Regions from separate parts of the Homo sapiens genome. Here all the other regions are linked to region 4. Evidence: chromatin contacts called from ENCODE Hi-C or POLR2A ChIA-PET data. All regions are on one chromosome and are shown on one strand. Each heading gives the region's core, a stretch centred on a gene start or an enhancer-like site at or near the end of the contact. The rest is flanking DNA. Distances are from core to core; before and after follow the strand shown.

Evidence for each region. Hi-C counts contacts between places; a loop is a spot of excess contacts on that map. ChIA-PET counts read pairs that join two places held with the same protein, here RNA polymerase II (POLR2A). Pooled maps may share reads with other maps.
Region 1: a loop to region 4 is called in a map of heart left ventricle, with 4 times the contacts of the local background. The contact joins two enhancer-like sites. A Hi-C loop is called at or near these places in 5 of 168 maps with a recorded cell type or tissue (aorta, chondrocyte, endothelial cell of umbilical vein and 1 more) and 11 of 50 pooled maps.
Region 2: a map of endothelial cell of umbilical vein shows a loop between it and region 4 (2.3-fold over the local background). The contact joins two enhancer-like sites. A Hi-C loop is called at or near these places in 1 of 168 maps with a recorded cell type or tissue (endothelial cell of umbilical vein). POLR2A ChIA-PET finds 5 or more read pairs at or near these places in 1 of 52 experiments (WTC11).
Region 3: a loop to region 4 is called in a map of endothelial cell of umbilical vein, with 7 times the contacts of the local background. The contact joins the promoter of NR2F2 here to the enhancer-like site in region 4. A Hi-C loop is called at or near these places in 8 of 168 maps with a recorded cell type or tissue (HepG2, aorta, ascending aorta and 4 more) and 17 of 50 pooled maps. POLR2A ChIA-PET finds 5 or more read pairs at or near these places in 3 of 52 experiments (HepG2, WTC11 and endothelial cell of umbilical vein).

Annotation. Positions count from the first base shown.
Region 1 is chr15:96,355,118-96,358,997 of GRCh38, forward strand. The region is part of intron 3 of LOC101927263 (a long non-coding RNA gene); the gene reads left to right. Among named protein-coding and RNA genes, the nearest start is that of SCDAL, 14 kb to the left of the region's middle. RefSeq lists enhancers at 1-34, 3,357-3,880. Within about 2 kb of position 2,139, at least 28 of the 41 ENCODE cell types and tissues checked have a DNase peak (open chromatin) inside an H3K27ac peak, as active enhancers do; they include endothelial cell of umbilical vein and heart left ventricle, where a contact is called at or near this core.
Region 2 is chr15:96,159,551-96,163,464 of GRCh38, forward strand. All of the region lies in intron 3 of NR2F2-AS1 (NR2F2 antisense RNA 1), which reads right to left. The region is part of intron 1 of LOC112268156 (a long non-coding RNA gene); the gene reads left to right. Among named protein-coding and RNA genes, the nearest start is that of NR2F2-AS1, 170 kb to the right of the region's middle. Within about 2 kb of position 1,406, at least 9 of the 41 ENCODE cell types and tissues checked have a DNase peak (open chromatin) inside an H3K27ac peak, as active enhancers do; they include endothelial cell of umbilical vein, where a contact is called at or near this core.
Region 3 is chr15:96,328,780-96,332,239 of GRCh38, forward strand. It overlaps NR2F2 (nuclear receptor subfamily 2 group F member 2), which reads left to right and starts at 1,921. Exons shown (of 3, transcript NM_021005.4): 1 at 1,921-3,460. The coding sequence starts at 3,327. RefSeq lists a silencer at 1,674-1,813.
Region 4 is chr15:94,843,074-94,846,749 of GRCh38, forward strand. No RefSeq gene overlaps it. Among named protein-coding and RNA genes, the nearest start is that of LINC02852, 260 kb to the left of the region's middle. Within about 2 kb of position 1,643, at least 22 of the 41 ENCODE cell types and tissues checked have a DNase peak (open chromatin) inside an H3K27ac peak, as active enhancers do; they include ascending aorta, endothelial cell of umbilical vein, heart left ventricle and 1 more, where a contact is called at or near this core.

The DNA.
Region 1 (3,880 bases), core at 889-3,388, 1.5 Mb after region 4:
TTTTCTCCCAGTCTCAATCTCACTCTAATCCAGGAGTCATTAGCAACACCCTCTGGCTACATGTTTTGCATCAGTGAAACATTGTGACATAGTTGTAATACAAACTCAGCCGCCTTGCACTGCATCTTGCGGTAGGAAGTGTAATAGCAACAAAAATCATTTTTCATCTCCAGGCATTATTGGGCGAAAAAAACCCCAGAAAACCTGAATGTGAGAAGAGGAAGGGGTGGAGAAGAGAGAAATGAAGGGAGAGAAGAAGGGGGTGGAGGGGGGGAAGAGAGAGAGAGACAGAAAGAGAGAGACACACAAAACCTTTTCCAGTTTAGAACTCCTTTTCCAAACTGTAGGCGTGCAGGTTCACACCTATCATTTCCTATGCCTTCCTCTCCTCGGTTTTTGTCCTAGTTCCTCACTGCTGGCCCTCAGTGGGCCCCAGGACCCTCTTGGGAATTCCCTCTGAGCTCCCATTATCTCTCATCAGCTGCCTTCTCCCCATGTTAGCACCAACTCTCACCCCCACCCCCATGCCTAGGCCTCAAGACCCCCAGGGCCCGGGCCACCCCTCCTTAGCTGGCAGTTACTAGGGATGCTCACTGAAGTCCTGCTAGGAAATTGGGGCCTTTCTCCTGTGTGGTCTCACAGGAATCTTTCCTAGCCTGATGGAGAAGAGACAAACCAGCCAGAAAGCCAACCTGGCTATTTTCCTGGCGCAGCCGTGTAATTTCTGAGCAAGATCTGAGAGCTCCTAATCAGCAAGGAGGAGCCCTGGTTACAGGGAGAAGGGGCACTCACGCTATCCCCTGCCTGCCCTTTGGGGGCTCACCCCGCTAACTCAGGGGACTGCGGAGTTTCAAGAAGCGATCTCTATGTTGGGATTGCTCAGGCAGGGAAATACAGGGGCTTATACAACACCAGATAAACTCTATCTCCACCCTATAGTCCCCAGTTCAGCTCCCATTATTTGTAGGATCCACAGAGCTCCTTTTAAAAAAAAGGATTTGAACTTTGTAATAAAAACTACATTAAATAAAGGTTCTGTACCTCCCTTCAAAACAAAGAAACCACACAAATCCTCACTGGACCATGACAGAGATGCTGTATTTTTAAAACCATGTTTGGCATGTAACATTTGTTTTAACTTATAACACCCATCTCTGGGATGGTGCACTTTGAAGACACATTGAAGCAAAGGCTCACCATATAAGTGGGTTAAATTTTCTGTATATTTTATGGTCGTGTGGATATAAGATTGCGGCAAACCTGTTAAGTTATCAACTGGATAAAATAGTGTCAAATGCCCAGTTGCACCTTGGAAAGAGAGGCTGTGTAATTTGCAATTCTTGCCAGTTGCTACTTTCACCGGCGGACAGGTGTACGTGTTGGGGGCTATATTTTGTGGTTATTTAGTCAGCAAAGCCAAAAGCTGTGGGTACAGTGTCCCAGTAGGCTGGAGACTGGCACTGCAGAACCCCTCTAATGCTGGACTGACCAGAATAAATGAATTTTGGTGGAAATCATAATTGGGAAGGGATGACTTTATAGGCACCACCTCATGGGAGACATCTGCACTGGCCGCAGCTGAATGGCCGGAAATACACGGGGCCCGAACTAGTGGCTTCCTAAAGACCACGTCTCATTTATCTTCTCCTTTCTAGGAAAGCAGCTCCCCAGCTTGAGTGACTACTTTAGACTTGGTGAAATTGTGCCTATATATTTTTCTCCTTCTTCTGTTATTTTCCCTTCATCCCAATGCAGCCACTGTGGGATCTGTCGGTCACAGATAATGGTTTTTAACCCGTCAGAAGACCTGTGCGTTGCGGCTTCTCTGAGGGTTTCGATTACGGAAAAAGTCCGGGTGACGTACAATTAGGCTGCCGCAGGCTGGGAGGCTTGGCGGCGTCATTCCAGTTTCTGCAGCGAGGTGGCGCTCCAAGGTACGGCAGCGCGCCCGGGTTTTCGCCACCGAGCGCATCCGCCGCCGCGTCCACGCAGCGAGGCAGCGGCCACCGAGCAATGTTAACTCGGGGTTCCTAAAGCCTCTGAGCGGAAAATCGGGAGCGCTCAGACCCACCTAGGCGGAGCGGTCCGCAGGGTGGGCGAAGGCCTGAGGCCACGACTGGGGAAGGCTGGCGGCGGCGGGGAGCGCTGTGATGGCGAGTTCCGGAGCACACTCCGCGCGCCGCCGCTCGGGGGAAATCTTCGAAATTCCCGGGCGGGGCGGAGGCTGGGGCTGCAGGTCCCCAGGCACGGCGAGCGGCGCGCTGGAGTCAGCCTCGGCCCAGGCACACCGAGCAAGCGCCCAATCCACCACAAGCTCAGAGACGCAGCTTAGGGTTTTTTGTTGTTCTTGTTGTTCTTTTTCAAAGAAAAAAATAAGGAAAATATGTGTTCTATCGTTGTCCCCCAAACTAAAAAAGAAAAGATATATAGTTTTTGGGTTTTCCTTTGCTTTCTTCTTTTCTCTCATTTCCTTTTTCTTCCCTTCCTTTTCCTTTTATTTTCTGTAGTTTTTTTTTCTTACCTCTCCTTTCGCTTTTTTTTTTCTGTATTTTTCCTCCTATTTCTTAGAACTGGTTGTGTGTGTGTGTGTGTGTGTGTGTGTGTGTGTGAGAGAGAGAGAGAGAGAGAGAGCTTGAAAGAGAGAGGGAGAGAGAGAGAGAAAGTGAAAGTATTACCACCGGCTGGTAATACTAGAAGGCTTGGGCAAATGGTAGCAAAATTGGAGAAACTATTTCAATTTATTGAACGGACTTCAGTGCGTACGATTTCGTTTCCATGCTTCTGCTCTTTCTGGGTGTCTCACAAGCTCTGAGTCGAAGATGACTGGGAGAAAATGGCTCTCACTCTGCCACTCCTCATCTGCGGTCGTAGGGGCCCTTTAAAATCATTTTTGAAACAGTGATAGAATAATAGTAATAGTCCCAATGAACAGCGTTTCCTTCTGGCATGAATTTTCTCGTGGTTTTGCAGCCTGGTCGGCGGGACCCGAGGAACGCGGGCGGGCGGCGCGGCTGCTAGGCTGGGGCCCTCCTGTCAGCAGCTGGTTCCATGTGAATCCCCTGACCCGTGAGCTGTCCCCCTCTCTGTGGCCCTGGGTCTCGGGCCTGGGCCCTCGCAGCTGCTGGGATGCTTTGCTGCGACAACACCCTGCCTTCCACATGCAGCCGCTGCACTTCTCCCTTGAGTCGCATTTCCGGCCACCTCACCTTCCTTGAAGTTTTCTAGTATATAAGGAGGAATTTTCGGCCCAATTTAGAAGTCTGCAGAAACTCAGAGGGTCAGGTCATTAGGAATGTTAACGCGGCGACCAAGAATTATAAACATGATCTGAAAGTCTCTTCCAATTCATTTCTTCAAGTATTTATTTGAGCTAAGTGATGAAAAGTGACAGTTGTGAAATAGACAGCTTTTAAAAGTAATGAAGTCAGATGAGGCTTTAACCTGTCGATTGCTATAAATCAACTTTGAAAAAGAGGAATGAAGAATGTTATTTGAGCACCTAACCGCCAGCATTTGCTTTGCCGGCTGTCGACCCTGGAGTTGGTCTGCGAGCACCTCCCAGGAGGCAGGACCCAGTGAAGCCCTGCGCCTGCAGTGTGACCCTCAGGTGACATGAAGGATTGGGGGCCGCACTGCCAAAAGGCGACATTTTCGTGTGTGGGGGAAGGAGGGCTCCATTTCCACTCAGACTTTTGTCATGGGTTTGGGCTATGCAACGTATCTGGGCAGGTGACCCCAACCCTTAGCACAGTTAGGAATTCAGAGAGGCTGCCACCCATGGGGCTGAACCCCGAAATATAGATCGGCGCCCAGCCCAGCTCCCCAGCTGGTTGAGGGCGTCTACTTCCTTCTTCCATCCGGTTGGGGAAAGCCCAGGGCC
Region 2 (3,914 bases), core at 156-2,655, 1.3 Mb after region 4:
AATGCTGCTATTAAAAACTAATTTTTAAAAAGCTAATAAGGCATCCCCCAAATAAAAGACCAACAACATTTAATTTGTAAAGTATTATCTGTAACTGATGTGAAACTTCAAATAGTGTGTGTATATATATATATATATATATATATATATATATATATATACATATATCTTCTCTCTAGGCTTGCCTGGACTATTGGCTATGTTTCGATGAACAGATTCAACATGATAAAATATATGAACATGACCAATAGTCCTCTTTCAAGATGAAGGACAGACTAGGATCCGGTTTTCCTCTTAGTTCCTCCTTAAATCCATGCTCATTTCGTCTGAAAATATTTAAAGATATACCTGTGAGTGCTGAATCATCACCCCCTCATGACAAATAAATGAACATTACGTGATTACTGCACAGGTGAAAATGTATTTGATATTTCTAATTACGACTAGAATTGTATGAGTTAATCTTAGAATCCCCAGATTTATCAGTGATCCTACATAGCCAAACTAATTGCTTCTATTCCCCACCATCAGGCAGAAATCATTAAAAAAAAAAAAAAAGCAGAGGGAAACCAATCACTCAGGCACATTGTATGTTAAGTTTCTCCCACTAGTTCCACATGATTTTTTTTTTTCATGCACTGGAATAGACTCTGAAACAACACATAGAAATAAAACCTGGGTCTGAAAAGCTATCTTAAAACATTTTCCTTAAGACTTTTTAATGATTTTCAGAATCATTAATTTTTTTCAAATGAAACGCACATGCTCTTGTTGCTTCTTTCCTGAGCATAGCTTTTCATTCCTCCTCATCTTTTTCCCCCTTCCAAATCTATTTATTGCTTGTTGTTCTTGGCTCTTTCTCACTTTCCATTTTTCATGATTAGTTCTTTATGATCGTGTGTTTCCTTTTCTTCTCCCCGCCGTGGCTGCCAGCCCAGTTGTTCTCTCCGGGCCCTCGAGTTTCCCTTCACTAATGAAACAAGAGCTGCCTCCCGCCCTGGCTTTTGCCATCCAGCTGTTTCCTTTTTAAGATATAAACTCATCTTTATTCAGTGAAGTTCCTGGGCAAACCTGATTCCTTTTGCAGAAGAGTTGATAATAACCTGAGCGATTAAAAAGGTTTTAAGAGGAACGTATATCTGGAAAACTTGGGAGCGGGTGGAAGGAGGGTAAATAGAAAATGAAATTCATTTTTGAAAGATTCTGAGGAAAAAAGAACAACAACAACAACAAGCATTTTCCTTAATGTTTTAATCCTCCTCGGCAGCTCATGGTGGCAGCCTGGCCTTGAGCATTCTCCTGGAAGTCCATCCACTCCTTCCCAGCAACTTTCACCTCCTACCTTGCCTGCTTAACATTTCTTGGCCTCTGTGAAAGTAGCCTAGCTAACACTGCAAACCTGGATTGTATATGATTAGGTGGTGAAAAGGTGCCAACCTGAAGTGTAGCCTGCCAAGTCAAGTCAATTTACTGTGATGCTTTGACTGTGCAAGCAGGTCTTAATCCCTCTTTAATCTCCCATGTGCCCTTGACATCATGGAAATTACTGGCAAAGCTAATGGCATCAGATGAACCCTGGTAACTCTTTCAGAAAAGGTTCCCTGAACAAAATAACCTGTTTACTTCCTAAGTTTTCAAATCCCCCAAATATATCAAGAAAAAACGAATTAGCCCACAGCTATCATCTTACCAAAACAGAGGGGCTAATTCTTTCTCAGTATTATAACTGATAAGACCTCATGTGACTTGGAATTTATATTCTACCCAAGCATCGGTTGAGTGTGTTATAGTTAAGACTTGATTGATTAGATAAAGGGGTTTCCTAGTAGCTCTAGCTGCTCTGACTTTTAGGGAAACTTTTTCCTTTAAATCTGAGAATCCCTTCCTTTTCTGAAAACACTTGTTCTGATATAAAATTTCCAATGGAATCATTTTTCACCAGAAAACTAAAGAAACAAAAGCAAAAAGAAAACAAACAGAAAGGAAACAGAAGAAAAAGGAATTTAAAAAGTATTTATCGGATATAATCTCACCTGAAAACAATTATCAAGCAAGATAAAAATCAGCATCTACATTGGACAGAAATGGGATTATAACAACAGTAGTTCTTCACCATTTACAAAACACTTTCCCACATATATATATAGAGAAAAAGAATACATCTCTCTGTGATATATATCTCACATATATATTATATAAAAAATAGAAATATATAGAATAGAAATATATATAGAAAATAGAAAATATATAGAAAGAAGACAGATAGATGATAGATAGATAGATAGATAGATAGATAGATAGATAGATAGATAGATAGATGGGAGATAGAAAGTTAGAGTTCTTTGATGACAAGCCTCAAATGTCCCAAAATAAAGATTTTCTTAGAACTCGCATGAATCAGAATGTGTATCCTGGATACTTGCAGCGTGAGGGTTCTCTTCTATGGGAACCTCTCAGAAGATTCTCCTGTCTTAGAAGGAAAAGAGCCTGAGAGGACAGGTCTGATCTTGACTACCACATTTTATTCTCTAATCAACTCCGGTAAAAATAATTCCAGAATCTCCTCAATAAAGAAGAGTGACACCCATTTCCTGTCCTTTTGCATGGTTTCACACCTAGTGTCTATGAGCCCAGGAAGAATCCCTTGAGTCCTACCAGGAAAGGAAGGCAGGAAGATCTTGGATCCTGAAAAATGAAACTTGCTTGATTTTGATATGAATACCTGCCCCACCATGCATGCCAACTGATATCATAGCTCAGAATTCTTCCTGACCCCTGGTTTCCGTTGCCTGGCTGACCTTTCAACATCCCCTGTGCCTGCTGTTTCCCTCCCTAGCTCTGACTCACAACACATCTCATTGCAACCATTGGACTCTGAGACATTGTCCCCAAGGTAGATCCCAACCTCTGGATTCTGTTTGTCCCTCTGCCCTCCAGAGAAATATTGGTCTGAGGTTCCCTTTGGCCTTACCTGCCCACAGTTCCTCCCAGTCTTGTCATCAGGCCAGGAGCAGGGCAAGATATGAGTCCCAGGGACTGTGTGCTCACAGCAGCTGTGCCCAGAGATTAAGCTATGAGAAGCCAGGCGGTCTGGGAAAAGTGAACTGCTAACCTCTCTAGTTGCACTCCAAACTTTGACCTCTGTAAATCCAACCAAGAAAAGTTGGTGAGAGCTCTAAAACTTGGTTCCAGCAACTCCTCCTTGGAATTTATCAAGGGAAAAAGAATTTAACTAAAAGGTACTTCTCAGTCGTCTCTGTGTCATCAATGACAATATTTAATTTTCTGTTTTTAGGTTGAGAATAATCTTTAAATACACTAATGTGTAATTTAAGATTGATCTTCCCAAAGTTAAAAAAATGCCACTCCTCATTGTTGCCAGGTCATTCTTCTTTATTAGCAACAAGAAAAAAATAGAGACGGGCTTGATACATGAATACAGATGGATTTAGCATGAAGCTAATGAAGCTTGAGCTTCGACTCCTATGCAGATTCCTTCCAATGCCTTGGGAGGGACCGTAGCAATTTTGTTTCACTTTTATTATATATATATATATATTTTTTTAAAAGCCCTAAAAATTGTATACTCTTCATGCCCCACAAAACCTGGACCCCGCCCCCAAGTAAGTAAATTACGGATTTCTGCCAAGTGAAGGTTAAATGATGTTCCAGTATTCTGTGTGGACCAAAGTTTTGCAGTAGTTTAAATACAGAAAAGTGTTAAGGAATTGTCTTATACATTACAAGGAAATATAGGCATACTAAAATCAAAACATCATCAGCATACCAGTTGGAACAAAATTAATGCTGTGAGTAGCAATTAAACGTTAGCAAACCATTGTCCATCACATTAAGTCAGTGTTGTTAATTTGAAGGCTGAGTTTGTCATTTTCTTTGAATTCAATTTGTAAATT
Region 3 (3,460 bases), core at 671-3,170, 1.5 Mb after region 4:
TAACAACTTTCAAATAAACCGAGAACCTGCAGCTTTAGTGAAATACGTGATTTCATCGGAGAAAGAGTGAGGGCTGAGGTTTCGGGAATGAAGCTTAAAGAAGATTTTTCCTTTCCTAAAAACCAGCCCCTATCTGCCCAGATCTTTAGTCCTTACCTCATATTCTGCCTATGTGTGTAAAGAGAATTGAATGTAAAATGTGATCTATGCATGTCAATTATATGTATGGTTTATTTTTAAAATATCTTTACCCTGTCAATTTTTTTTTCAGCTACCAAGGATGTTTTCTGTGGTCATCAATTTACTCTTCATATGTGTTCATTTCTTTCCTGGAGCTCAGCGTCTTTTGTGTAAAATATTTTAATTGTTCACAAACCTGGTTGGTTTACCGGCATGAGGTTTTTTCTTGGTGCAAAGTGTGTACAAAGGAGACACAATTTTCTTGTATAAATGTGGAATAATGATAATTCACTAACTGGTCATAAACAACAAGTTTACTGCGTTGGAATATAGTGTGTTCTGAGAGCAATTCTACATGTTTGATGTTTAAAACCAGACACCCTGGAATTCAAAGACACAACTGTCTCAATTATTTTAGCACATGGAGCAGAATGGCAATAGGCTATGAAGTTGTTCTTTTTGCAGTGACTTCTTGAGGTAGAATATGGCTTGGGTTTGGTTCTTGTGACCTGTACTAGTATTATTTCCCATTTGGGGCAGAATCTCTGGGTGCGTTTTAATGACTATATGAATGCTTAAAAGGAACTTGAGGAACAATGAAGTCCGTACTCAACTGTTCTATGACCTAGAAGCATAGTCGGTGAAGTCTTTGTCTGTGTACATTGACAAATGTGCATCTGATACATGTGCGCTTACATGTGTGTACAGAGGGTGTGCACAGGGGAGGCTGGGCGGCTGCCTCCTCCTGTCCATCAGTGGGCAGAGGTCTTTCCCCTCTCACCATGACTGGGTGTGTGGCAGGATGTTGGCTGGAGAGTTAGCTAAAACCAGCGAGAGAGGGTAAAGTTGAGGAAAATTGATTCTAATTGCATCATGACAATCAGATGAAGTCTATTTCTGCTTCTCAGCATCCGAGATGCTTTATTTGGGCAATTAAAATGTCAGGCCACATACCTGTGAAATGTTAACCCTACAAGGAATAAACAGAAACAGAACGGCCTTTATCCTCTGAAAAGAATATATGTCATATATATATGTCACCAAACCGAACAAGTGATCAGAGTTAATTAAGAGAAGGGTTTGCCATCACCCGGATCTGGCCAACTCTTTCGTTTGGAAAATGCCTACAAGCTCAGTTCGTGGCACCTTCCCACCCTCACTCCCTATCCCTCTGCAAAGAAACCAGGGAACTTTTCTTTGGCATTGTGGGTACTAAGATGCGCCAGGAGTCCCGGGTGGTGCGCGAGCGGCGGAATTCGTGACATCGCCAAGTTGCGAGAGGCAAACTCCCCGATTCCATCCAAAGCCTCTCGCGGAGCCTTTAAGAGACGTTGTGTGTGCGCGCTGCGCTAGTCTCCCCGCCGGGGCGGAAACCTCGGGTGCGGGATGTGGGGAGAGCAGAGGCAGCGCTCGCAGGGCCAGCACGGGCCCATCCCCCTCTCGGCGGCGGCGGCGGCGGCGGCGCGGCCACCCCGTCCCCGCCCCCCCAACCCCCGGTCCCCCGCGTGCCCCGCGCCGCGCCGGCGACGCCGCTCGCGCTAGGACCGGGCTGCGCCCGCGGCCGCCATGGCGGGGCCGCCGCAGTCCGGCCAATGACGGCGAGGGGGCGGCGCGCGCGCGCCTGGCCAGGCCAACCCCGGCTGCTGCCTTATAAGGCGCGCCGTCGCCATGGCAACGTGCGCTAAGTTGCAGCAGTCGTGTCAAAGTTCACTATATAGAGAGCTCAGTGAGCTGATCGCGGAGAAGCCACTTCTGCCAGCCCCGGCGCCTATAAATCGCATTCCCTCCCGCGCCCCCCTTTTTAGCATATTTGATCACTTTGATTCTCTGTTCTTTTCTCTCCGCGGTGTGTGTGTGCGTGCGCGCGTGTGTGTTTTCTTCTTCTCCTCCTCCTCTCCCCGAGTTGCCTCCTTTCTCCGGGTGCCGTACTGCCTTTTTTCCCCTCTTTCATTCTTTCTCTCCGTCTTTTTCTCCCCCCTCTGCGCACGAAGGATGTGCTTCTAGGTGGTGATCTGCCCTCCTCTCTCTCTTTTATCATTTCTCCCCCGCCGCCGGCGAGTTGACTCTTTCCCTATGTGTGTGAGGCGGCGGCGGCAGCAGCAGCAGCAGCGGCTCCGGCGGCGGCAGCAGCGGCAGCAGCGACTTCAGCGGCGGCGGCGGCGCTAGACGCAGCGGCTCCGGGCCCGACCCGGCGGCTTCGGCGGCGGCTCCGGCGGCAGCGGCGGCCCGGGCGGCCCGCAGGGAACGGCGAGCGGCCTCCACCCAGCGACTGCGGGCGGCGGCGGCCGGAGAGAGCGAGGCGCGCGCCGGACGCCCGGGGCAGGCGGCGGCGGCGGCGGCCCAGCGCCAGGACGACGCCGCGCAGCGCCCGACGCGGACCACTTTCATGCTGATTCCCCCGGACCCGGGCAGCGCTCCGGCCACTCCGCGGGCCGCCGGCCTCCGCCCCGGCCTGCCTGGCTCCCTGGGCGCGCCCGCACCCGGCGCCTCCGATCTCCTAGTCCTCCTGATTTCGATGGCTTTCCTGAATGGCTGACTGTGGGCTGCCCTGGACTTGGCCCCCGGACAGTCGCCTCTCCTCCTCCTCTACCTCCTCCTTCACCACCACCTCCTCTTCCTCCTCCTCCTCCTCCTCCTCCTCCGCCAACTCCTCGGCTGCACACCAGCTCTAAGAGCGAGAGTGAACGAGAGAGGGAGGGAGAGAGTGAGAGCGAGCGAGATCTTTGGAGAGATTTTTTTTTTTGCCTCCTACTTCTGTCTTGAAGCCAGACAATCGACTTCAGCTCTCCCTCCCCTCCCTCTTTCTCCACGTTCTGCTCCCACTCGCTCTCCTGTCCCCTTCCCCTCCCCTCCCGGCGGAAAGCCCCCCGAAACCAACAAAGCTGAGCCGAGAGAAACAAACAAAACAAACACACCGGGCCAGACAAGCCATCGACAAAACTTTGCAAAAGCAAAAACAAAAAAGGAAAAACTAACCAACCTCAACCAACCAGCCCCCGAGCCACCCGGGGCGCCCTCCCGCGCCCTCTTGCACCCTCGCACACACAAAAGGCGGCGCGCCGGAGCCCGAGACCCGGGGAGCCGCCGCCGCCCCGCCGCCGCCCGCAGCCAGGGGAGCAGGAAGTCCGGACGCAGCCCCCATAGATATGGCAATGGTAGTCAGCACGTGGCGCGACCCCCAGGACGAGGTGCCCGGCTCACAGGGCAGCCAGGCCTCGCAGGCGCCGCCCGTGCCCGGCCCGCCGCCCGGCGCCCCGCACACGCCACAGACGCCCGGCCA
Region 4 (3,676 bases), core at 393-2,892:
TACACTATCTTGCTATTTCCCAAGTATTTACTCCAAATAAAGAACAGAATACAATATAAAGTCAACCAATATTCCCTAAGCAAGAGATGCAGTAGCAGCAGTTTCACAAAGACTATCTCATTTATTCCTTTAATAATCCTGGGCAGGAAATTATTAGCAGTCCCATTTTATAGCTAAGAAAACTGAGGCTCTGAGGATTAAGTAACTTGCTTGGGCCACAATCTGTAAGTGGCACTATCAGGACTTGAATAGTGATCTGGCACTAATTCTGGAGCTCTTCCTACCTCCAATTTTTTATTAGTTAATAAAAATAATTCAGAGAGACAATAAGTGCCTTGCATTAGCATACCACAGTCATAACCCCTCAGGTAGTGCTCCATATATGTAATGAACAAATTAATGGATTTACCTCCTACATCTGATTGTGAACTAAAATTGTCACTAATTTTTTTTTCCTGCCTTTCCTTCCTGTTTTCCCTTTGATTTGTGATACACATAACTGGAAAGCCTGTTAAAAGATAATTTTCAAAAAACGATAAAATCATGACTCTCATACAGATACAAATATGAAGACATATTAAAGAATGTCTGTTACTGCTATAATACGAAGGAAAGAGGCAGATATCATAACCAGTTCAAAGGAAAAGTCAAAAGAACATAAATGTATATGGAATATACATAAATGTATAAAAGAATGTTGAGATGAATTGTAAATGGAGACGAAACTTTTCCACCAGGGAGGTGGTGGTGTTCGGTTAACTATATCCTAGAAAGGACACTGCTATCAGTTACCTATAATTTACAGAGTTACCAAATAGCTCAAAGACGGTGAACAAACAGGGCTAGAACTGGGCAGCCAGACAGGTGTGCTATAGATGATGAATATTTTTCCATTGAGACATTTGTATTTTAAAAGGCCCTTACTGTAGTAGAGAAGCTCATTTAGAGTATTACATGCAGTAGATGATAGACAGGTTGTTTGAAATAAACATAATAGGACTAGTCCAATATATAATAGATGTATGAATGAATGGGATGTTCTTTTCTATGCTATTTCCGTATTCTGTGTAAATGATCAGTAACGAACATCCTTGTAGAGCTGGCAAACACACAGAAGCAGCCAACATAGAGAGAATGGGCTTGAAATGCTGCTACCCTGAAGAAAAAAAAATACACATATATCAGCTCATCCTGGTTCCGGCCTGGGGCATGGGTGGGGGGTAAAGGATTAGAGTCCCTTGGTCCTGGTCTGCCATACATAAAGAGTCTCAAATTTATACTGAAAACGTCAGTGACCTCCAAATGAGGTTACACGGTCTCAGCTATACACTCAACGGAATGAAGAAAGAAAAAACACATCACGCAACTTTCAACATGTGTCTCATTTCCAACCACAATTGCTTGGAATTTAAAGCTGGCATTTTTAAAAATCCTGCTAGTAAATAGCAAAATTATATTTATGTGTGTCCCTCGTGTATGTATATTAAGCACATTAATTTGTACAACATGACACTTCTTGCTTCCACATTTCATTTTTCTTTTTGTAACTTATTAACCAGGAGGCTCATAAACGCAAGTGGCCTTGACTCTCCCAGAACTGAGAGGACCTGCCCTGGCCCGAAGCCAAAGGCATTTTCCCCAGCAAATAGCTGGACTTAGGATCCGTTTAACAAAGCTCCTTTAAAAGTCCTTTGGAGTGCGCCGGCCGGTGACACCCAAGAGGCGACCCCTCCGCCCTTCCGCTTTTGGAGGGTGGGCGGCCGGGGGTGGGGGTCACAGTGGCCAGCGTCCCCGGAGGGCGCCGGCTTCCAGGTGCGGGTGGGGCTGCGCGCCCCGCCGGGCCCGGAGAACTTTCACTGGGCGTCCGCGGCGCGCAGACAATGGGCCGGGGAAGCGCCTTATCGCGGCGCGCAGGCCTTCCCCGAGCGCGGCGGGAGGCGGCGGCGCTTCCGCGGGCCCAGGGCCGCCAGTCCCCCGTCCCCCGGTCGCCCGCCGCCCCCTGGCCAGGCCCCGCCGCCGCCGCCCGCTGCTTCCTCCCGCTCTTCCTCCCTGCGACCTCGCGGCCTCCTGGCGAGGCGCGGCCGGCGGAAAAGCTTGGTGGGGTGGCCGCGGCAGCGACACGCGCGGCCGGCCCCGGGAAAACAAAGGGGGGATGTGTGTGGCCAAGAGTCCGGAAATGGGGCGCCGGTGGGGGCCGGGGCGGCGCAGCTCTGCCTCCTGGAGCCTATTGTTTGCCGGGTGCACATGCACACGCGCTTAACAAGAAATTAACACATCCTGCCGCCGCTTATCTATCCATCGATGGCCAAACAGACGGCGCAGTCACTTTGCACGGAGAGGGCTTTTAATGTAATGACCAGGCCGGAGAAGAATATCTCAAGCCCTTCGTAGAAGTTCCTCTTTGTTTCCGTACGGCCCTTGATACCATTTGTGATTCTCAAGCTACTATGACAGCTTCTTAAAAAATGTATTACTTTTTTTTGGTAGGGGGCGTCTTTGAATTTCTTAAAAGGGGGCATTCTGAAGATCCCTTGCCTAACAGATTTTTTTTTCGTCTTTTTGGTACTAATTCTAAAATGATGTAGTTTTATAGTGTGCCAGGCACTATTCTAAGAGTTTCAACTGTATGAACTCTTTACGCTCCTTAACAACCCTGTGAGTTCCGTGGTATTTTTATCTTCATTTTCTAGATGAGGAAAGGAGGACATAAAAGAAACCACGCTGGTAGAGAGGTAGTAAATGAGGCAGCCCAGATCAGAATCCTGGCTTGCCAGCTTGAGTCCATACTCTGAAATGAGGCCTTCCAACTTATTTTTTCACCTCTGGGTTGCCATGATTTGGGTTTTAATTTAATTTTTTTTTGATCACTGAAGTGCAGGACGTTTGTCTAGCCCTTGCTGTTCCTGAACGGGTTATCTAGGGAAGCTTGTAACCGAGCCGAATTTCATAGATCAGAGGAGCAAATGACTTCATTACGCATATGCTTTGCTGTATTAATGACTGTCTGCACGATTTAGGATTTAGGCTGTCTCTGGGTTTTTGATGAAGGGCTGTGGAATTGAAGTGGAATTTGTCGTTTCTATGAAAGGGACATGTTGTCATGTCTATGGCAAGTATTCAAGCAAAATGAGCACCAATAAATTTGAAACCGATTAATCAACCTGGACAATAAGCCAGAATTTCCATTTTCTGGAAATTTTCATCCAAGTTGGGTGAATGTGGCCTAAATTACCCTTTAATGAATGATTGGGTCTCTTTTGTGTAAAGCTGGGCCCTGTGTGCTGTTCTAGAGAAATGCCAACCCAATCTCCTACATTATTCAAACCCCCCGCCCCCCAACCCCAGCAGGTGAGGTCACCCCAGTTAACTCATGCTGAATTCTCAGTAAGGTCCAAATGCTCTTTGGGGACAGAGGATGCACGGATGAATAAGACACTCTTCGTACCTAAAGCAGTAACTCACTGAAAGACAATGACCAATAACTAAAATTCGATTTGATAAGTGCTATATAATATGGGGGAAGAATACACATGAGAAATCTCATATGTGTACTTTCACCTTGGGGTCAGATTACTACAGAGAGGTTCAAATGTTGGCTGGGCGTGGTGGCTCATGCCTGTAATACCAGCACTTTGGGAGGCCGAGGTGGGTGGATCATTTGAAGTCAGGAGTTCCA